Regions from separate parts of the Homo sapiens genome. Here region 2 is linked to region 1. Evidence: read pairs that join two places in POLR2A ChIA-PET (ENCODE). Cell type or tissue: GM12878. All regions are shown on one strand.

Region 1 (4,000 bases):
GCTAATTTTTTGTATTTTTAGTAGAGACAGGGTTTCACCATGTTGGTCAGGCTAGTCTTGAATTCCTGACCGCAAATGATCTACCGGCCTCGGCCTCCCAAAGTGCAGGGATTACAGGTGTGAGCCACCCTGCCCAGCCTACTTTTTCTTTTTAAAGAATTTATTTTAATTGGGTTTCGTAAATGCAGGGATACAAAAGCTATTGGATCTTGAGATAGCTTTGTATTTTGTAGAGAATCATCCCAGGAGCACATTCCCTCACTGAGGGTTCCAGCCACCTCTTCCGCCTCATTATACTTTGCTTAGCACCGAGAAGTCTGGCATCGTTTCTGTTGGAATGAAAAGATTGGCAGAGCTGCCCTGGACAACAGCACTGCAAAACACTGTGGCAGAAGGTTTGGTCTACATACCAAGGCAGCCAAAGTATTAATTGCATTCTCTGTGATCACAAAATAAGGCGCTGAATTATTCTCTTCATGTTTTAAGAATGACAGGCTTTTGCTCTGCCAGCTCCAAGCATAGTGCATCACATGGAAAGGAGATGCTAGATTTGCAAAAAAAAAAAGAGAAAAAAAGCACAGGAGTGAAGATCTCTGGTAGCCAGCTGCTTCCTAAAAAAGATTTAAAGCTGAACTGTTGCATGAGAGGTACCTATAAAAGATCAGGAGCCGGGTGAGGAAGTGTTTCCATAAATTTACATACTCTGTTAAAACATGTTCTATTTTGGAATCTTACTTTAGATTTTGAAATGGGACTTTTCACGTTGCTGGCTATACTTTGATCCCATTTTCCTTTGTTTTGGTGTATTTACTGGAGAAAACTGGTTATGATATTTCTATATGTACTTGTCTCCCCCCAGCCCCAGAACAAGCACCATATGTGAGTATTCCAGATATCCAAGGTCCTCTGGACACCCCAGTCTCTTCCACAAAGCTGCCTCCTCAGAGCCTGCTGTCCCGTCTTCTAGGAATGTACCCATTTGAAAACCCACACTCACACTACCACAACACATACACTGTTTCTTGCTGGTCGTTCCTTTAATCTCAGTGGAAGATATCTCATAGAGAACTGTTGGTGATTGCTTAACTTGGTTGGGAGGAAAATAGATCAAGCAGGTGACAACCTGCATATTGGGGATTTTCCTATGCTGAAAATTGTTATTCTGTTGCAGCACTCCACCCTCCCTTCACAGCCCCAAAAAAGAGAAGTACGAGTGCTGCTGATGTTCAGGGTTTGAATATGTTTTGGTTTAAGATGTTCAGTGGAATTAGAGAGAATTTCATCCTGGGCAGTGCAGTCAGGCTGGAGGAGTATTTTGGTTTCATATTACTAAACCTTGTTTTCCCATCCCAGCTGCTTGTGTGCTATCTTGGGGCCACTGAGAACCTGGCTGGGCTCTGCGGGGTGGGAGTGTTGTCCCGGGGCTGAGTCCAGCCAGGGGTGAGGTCGTCTTGGTGCACATCTTGCACGTTGCATGAAGCTCAGAGCCCAGCTTGGCTCTTGTGAACTTCCCCTGTGGGGACACACCCTCCAACCAAAGTGAGGGTCCAGCGGCCACCAGGTTGTGACATGAGAGCCGTCGCTATTATTACTCATCACCTGCAGCAGCAGGAAGGGTGCCCAGACCACAGAAATCTTCTGTCTCTGGGCCCGTGCCTACTGCAGTTGGCAGAGAGCTCCTGAGCTCCTTCCCTAATGCGTGGTGGGAGAGCGCTTTCTTCAGCACTTTCTTCACAGGGTTTCCTGCAGTGGGAGTCTTCCTGATGCTCTTTACCCCCATACTTATTTCACTCCCAGAATCAAGGAGAACTGTTAAGCCATTCCTCAGTACGATGTGTCATGGCTGAAGAACCATTCATTCAAGACATTGGTGAAGAGGGTTCTTTCATTGCCTTTCTTCAACGACGGTTTATTTGCTGTCCATTTGCTGAGCACCTGGGTGGTGCCAACATGAACCCATTTCCTTCTGTGCGCAAGCCCCCCCTTTCTATTACCAGAGTGCAGATCCCAGCTAGCATGGTACGTGTGAGTGCGCTGTATAAAGTCTGGAACCACAATTAGAAAGGAAAGCCTTTCTAAAGGTATTTTGTCTTGATATTCATTAACCTATTAGATTGCCATTCTTTCATATCTAAGATGATCATAACATGTCTCATCCAAGCTGAGACACTTGTTATTAATCATTATTCTGGGACAATAGGGTAGGCCAGGATGGTCCCAGGCAAGCTGATGTCTAGAGTAATAACCCTGCACATATGAATCTTTTGAAGGATTGGGCATGATTTTTTTTTTTTTTTTTTTTTGCACTGGGGTTGGCTGGGGCTAGGAGTTTGTGATGAATCCTTCCAGTATTTTTCTGAAAACCAGTGAACTATTTTGTAGGTTTCTGTGTCGTTAGAAACATGCAAACCTATCCACTAAAACCACTCCAGTTGATCTATTAAGTCATTCGTTAGGTCTTACCTGGACTCTCTTCACTGTCACTATCATGATCTGTCCACATCACTGGCCCTTTCTCCTATCACCTAGCTCTCCTGTGAGCCCAGCACTGATATAAAGTGGTTTCTAGTCTTCTTGGACTCTCAATTTAACTTGCTTCCCATGGGAATCTTCTAACTGTTTCCCCAAACCACCTTGTAGACATTCATTTCTTTGTTTAGGATTCTAAGAATAGGAAAGAGAGACATAAGCTAGATTCCATTCCTGTTTCAGTAAGATTATCTTTCCAACACAAGAAAGGAATACATCTAAAAAATTCTTTCAGCATTTTTTCCCGCTTTATTGAGAAAAAAAAAAAAAGAAATACTCATGAGTACTCCAGGGCCTCGGTTGATAGTGTGACAAAAATAGTTCCAACTAAACTAAGTAACTCAAGGCTATTTGCTTTATCTTTGTACTCTTTCATGTGTTCCCGAGTCTTTTACAGATTGGGATGGTACACTTTGGTTTAAATTGCAAACTCTTGTATTTAACTTCCTCTGAATGATTCAGGACGGGGCTGTGGACCTGTTGACACTTGATGAGTATTGGTTTCTAGTGCAAATGATGACCTGTTGAAGGGCATCAGGCATATCTGAAGGTAGCTGTCCAACTAGGTCACGTTCCCATCAACACTGTATTGTGAATCTTTGGTAAGAAGAGTGATAACTTTTTGCAAAATGTAGTTTTTAAAAATAACCGTGAACTTCAGTGTCCCCAGTCAAAATAATAATTCATTTGGGGAACAATTTAGAGATTCTTTCGACAAATACAGAGAAATGGAAGCCAATCATATGCGCCTCAAGCATTTGATATTGGAAGAAAATCAGCATCTACTAAGTAACTCTTGTGAAAACCTTATCCATTTTTTGCTTTTTTGCACTTTTCAATCTGCAGCATAAATTAGGCCACAGGAAAAGGATGGCGTACCTTCAAAGAGCCAGTTGGGTTGGCTGTGTTCTTTCTATTCGTGGAAAACAGCTGTGGGTGCCGGGTGTTGAAGTCAGGCTTTTGTTCCATGCTAAGGTAGGAAGGTTTGTTCTTGAGACCTATCACTCTTCTGTGGAGGAGGAGTTCACAGATGGTGAGCCGCTTTATCACCATCTCGGAGGCTTTTGAAATATGTTGATAATGACCTGGGAAAGAGGGCCGAGTGGGATGAGGGTGGGAGTAGGAAAGAAACATTCGGCCCACACAGTGTTCATATCTTCTCTTGTTTTTGTATCTGTGGCAACTGCAGATTAAATGAATTAGGTTATTCTTTTCCATTGCCTTCTACCAAATAGAAGTACTTATTTAAGCCTTGCAGATTTTTTTCCTGCTGAGTGAAGCCTGAACTGAGCCCATGAAAGGTGATCTCTCCAAAGCAAGGGCTCCTGTTTCCTTCCTTCCATCCTGCTATCTCATTCAAGTGAAATTCCTGCCATGGCATTTATCCTGAGCTTTGTCACACAGGATTACTGTGATGGTCCTTACTATGAATGGAGTGTTAAGGTGTTTTCTTTAGCTCGAGATAAAAACC
Region 2 (4,000 bases), 86 kb after region 1:
CACGCTGTTCCCTCTGCCTGGTATTTCCTTTTGGCTCCTTTCTCTGGATTTGTGTGGTGCCTGTTTTAGCACAAATATACCATGTCCCCTTGTAAAATGTCTTTTCTTCACTTCAGCTGGTAACAGCCAGGGAAATGAGCAAAAACGTGTGGATAGATTAATTCACCAGCATCGGGGAGCCGGGTGGGCGGGGGTGGGGGGTACAGTGTGGCGCAGGGCATGTCTTTCTGTGGGTAGGTCGTTAACAATTTTCATAAACAAAAGATTGCCTTGTTTATACCTGTTCATCAGAGTCAGCATTTCTTAAATCTGTTTAAGGTGAAAGTGAGTGCTTTGTGTTTTAAAAATCATATGGGAAGCACAGAAATAGGAAATGTTCACTTTGTTTAATGTGGAAGTATATTCCATAACAGGTGGCCTCTCAACTTGCACAAATAAAACAAAATTGGTTGGCTAAAATCTATCAGAGAAGAAGAGGAAGTAATCGCCAGGTGGTAGGACCAGGAGCAGATGGGGACTATTTACTTAGATCCTCAATTCTTCTTGTTGAGTGTCCCTCTAATTAAGTACCTTTCCTTAGATGTTAAATAAACTTTCATATTTTTAAATAGTATTTTTTTTAGAAAAGTGTATTCCCATGCCAGTTTCTCCTTCTTCCAAAGTCAGGGGTAGAATAACCATATAGCATTAATAGAGTCTGTGTAAGCTTAAATAGTCCAACTTTCCTTTCAGGCTTTTTATTTGAAGTTTCCAAATTACACAGCTAAAATAAAAACAGCACAGAATTTAAATTGAGACCATTATATATCGCAGGGACTTCCCCCACCCCCATATTAAGTAAGGCAGTGTCAGCCCTGGTGGTCCGTGCAGACTCAGTGCACTGGAGGCAGAAGTTCCAGGTGGACTGACTCCTGCCCCCACCCAGACCTCTGGTGCTCCCAGGCAGTCTGGAACAATCAGACTCTGGTGCTCCCAGGCAGTCTGGAACAATCAGACTCTGGTGCTCCCAGGCAGTCTGGAACAATCAGAGTTGCCCTTGGTCTTCCGGAAATACTGTAATTCCCTGTGCAATGTTAGCTCTTGACCATCTTTGAATTCTTTTTCTTAGACTTACAAGGCTCTGTCGCTGGTTTCCCTCTCACTCTTCTGACGACTACATTTCAACTTCCTTCAACAAACACTTATGAAGCATTTATATAGCACTTACTGACGGCCACAGCCAGGTGCAGTTTTGTGGATCTGTACACAAATGAATTAGATGAGCCGGTGCCCATCGGCCCTGGGGTTCACAGACCAAGGCTCGCTCTGCCGGCATCCTGGGCTCCCTCCTGCCGCCTGCACCTGGAACGCTTGGCGGTCTCCGTGCCTCTTCTCCAGTTCTCTCCTCCACTGTGCTCCTTTGGAAAGGCTTTTCTGTCACGGCTTCAATCATAAAACTGTATTCCTAGTCCTATTTCCTCATCTGAGGTGAAGCATGAAATCTCCTCTTGTTTACCCCGAATTCAGCCAGCTCACCACGAGCCCTCTCTGCATCTGTCAGCCTCTGTCAGCAGCTGTAAAAGCTTCCCTTCTCCCCAGACCCCCACATCTGGAAACCGTCTTTAAGTCGTCCTCCCCTTTTTACTGTGTGTCCAGGAATCCACTTTTGGGCTTCCTCTGACCGGCCTCTTCCTTCCTTCTTTTCCTCCTCCCCGCCCCACTGCCTCCACCTACTCTAGTCCCAAGGCCGTGCCCCTGCCCCAACCCTCCCACTGTGCTCTTCCCACCCACACCAGAGTCCCCTTCTTTAAATCCTGTCCGATCAGTGTCACTCTCATTAAGTGACAGAGATGATGTCTCCACCTTTTATATCTCCAACAGCATCTAACCCAACACCTGGCACTTACTAGAGGCATCAACGATGCTTGTTGTTCTGTGTGGCGAAGGCACACCTGGATTCTGGATGGTCAGTCTCAGCTCTCCATCTTTGCTGCCTCACAGGGACTCCAAATGTGGAGCGTCTCCCACTGCCCTTAATTAGGGAAATTCAGCCTCGCAGAAGACAGTGAAACTGATGAAAGCATTGGGAAATGGAACCTAGGAAAGTTAAAGAATTGGCATCATTTGATGTGAGAAAGAGAAGCGAAGATGATGAGAGATCCTAGGGAAAAGGCTACATGCCCTGTCTTTCTTGAGACAAGCGTGTGCACTTCCTTTGCTTCCACTCTTACTTGTGTTTATCCTTGGAGGGACCTTTAATTATCTAACGCTTGGGTATTGGCCACGGTGCTTATCGTCTGCGTGTGAATCTGGACATGGTCCCCAAGCTGTGTGGTGCTGTTTGTTGGTGCGGTCCAGGATGCACAGGGCTGAGATGGTGCTGCATGCACACTTACCGAGCACATCCCCCTGGGAGAGGTGTGGACACCACCGTGAAGGGGGCCCAGACCTCCTCCTTAAATGCCTGCACTTTCACAGGGATCAGACATGGAGACAAGAACTCTCAGAAGAGGGAGAGGCCTGAGGCACAGCAGGAAGGTACAAGTTCAAAGGAAGTGAAGATTTCCAGTGAGAGCTATCAGACTCTTGAAATGGACTACAGGGAAAGCCTGTGGTCTCCTCTTTCTTAGAAATGCTAAACTCATAACAGAAAACCTCTCCACCGTGGCTTGAGTGTCAAATTCTCTGGAGGCCTGGGGATGGGGCCGGGAGTTTTCTGCCTCTATATCCCCATGGTCCACTTATTCGGGTGGCTTAGTTTGCTTTGCAAGCAGGGGGTGGGAGCGGGGCTGCTTATTCCAACCACAGTAGTCAAATGTGTTACTTATGAGAAATAATAAAAGATCCTTCTTCTTTTCTTTTTCTAGACCCCCTCTAGTCAAATGTTGTTGTTTTTTTAAATAGAGGAGGTTGTTTTGCATTTTTCTTTTCGTAGTGTTCGAATTTAGCTTTTGTATATACTCTCCCCAGTAGTTCAGAGTACATTCATGAGCCCAGATCATGAGGAATGCTCACCATTTTCCTGAAAGATGGTGTGTGGAGGATGTGTACAGATAGAAGCTAGGCTGTTGAAGATTTTATTGAACTCATCAGCATTAACAACAGACACTGTTAGTGAGGTCCGAATGTTTTTGTTTATTTTTTTGACTCAACAAACAGTTATTGAGCAAGGCTTTCTTCTGTGCCCGGCAAGATGCTTGCCACTTGCTGAAGAGACAAAGATGCATGAGATATGGTCCCTGCTTTTAAAGCACTTACAATCTAGCAGGGAAGACAGCCAGGTGTACAAATAATCATATGTGTTACAAAGAAACGATTATTCCGGTTCAAAGGAAGGCTGTTGTTGATGAAGGATGGTTGCATAGCAGAATTATAATCGTCAGTTTGAAATTCAACTTTTTCAAGCTTTGTCATTTCTATCTTGTATTAGCCTTATTTTTCCCTTTTTCAAAATACTTATTTGCATAGGTATTAGTCACATGGTTCCTATACTGGAACAGTTTAGAAAGGTGTTTATTGGAAAGTCTCGCTAGCACCTCCGTCCCCATCCACCCAATTCACTACTCGCTCTTCCATCAGAATAAGGAACCATTGTCTATTAATTTCTTGAGTATATATCCAGCGCCCATCCATGCAAAATAACATATACACATTTTAAAATTTTCCCTTTCTTACACAAAAGGCAGCTTACTGTTTGCCCTGTTAATTTAACAGTATATCTTGAGATTTTACCATGTAAGATCTTATCATGGTACATCTTGAGATGTACCATGTCAGTACATAGAATGCATGCTTTTCCTTTCTTCCTAGGTAGTATAATACTTCCTAGTATTGCATCGTTTTGGAGATATCAGAGTGTGCCAGTTATCAATTAGCTGCATAACAGATTACTCCATAACATAGTGGTTTAAAACAACAACCCTTTTATTAGTCATAATTCTATGGGTGAACTATTTGGCCTGAGATCTGCCAAGGGTTTTTTACTGCTGCTTTTGCCTGGATTTGTTCATATGGATGTGAT

Evidence for each region. Peaks named below come from ENCODE experiments on the same cell type or tissue, not always from the same donor. Only the 100,000 strongest peaks of a DNase experiment are listed, where the experiment ranks them.
Region 2: POLR2A ChIA-PET joins it to region 1 with 8 read pairs; 5 of 35 experiments call an interaction of 5 or more read pairs at or near these places.

The regions. Positions count from the first base shown.
Region 1 is chr18:63,290,526-63,294,525 of GRCh38, reverse strand. The region is part of intron 2 of BCL2 (BCL2 apoptosis regulator); the gene reads left to right. Among named protein-coding and RNA genes, the nearest start is that of BCL2, 27 kb to the left of the region's middle. In GM12878, no CTCF peak of the experiment used is centred here; no DNase peak of the experiment used is centred here; H3K4me3 peaks cover 932 bases; H3K27ac peaks cover 1,680 bases.
Region 2 is chr18:63,204,536-63,208,535 of GRCh38, reverse strand. All of the region lies in intron 2 of BCL2 (BCL2 apoptosis regulator), which reads left to right. Among named protein-coding and RNA genes, the nearest start is that of BCL2, 110 kb to the left of the region's middle. In GM12878, no CTCF peak of the experiment used is centred here; no DNase peak of the experiment used is centred here; H3K4me3 peaks cover 2,008 bases; H3K27ac peaks cover 3,395 bases.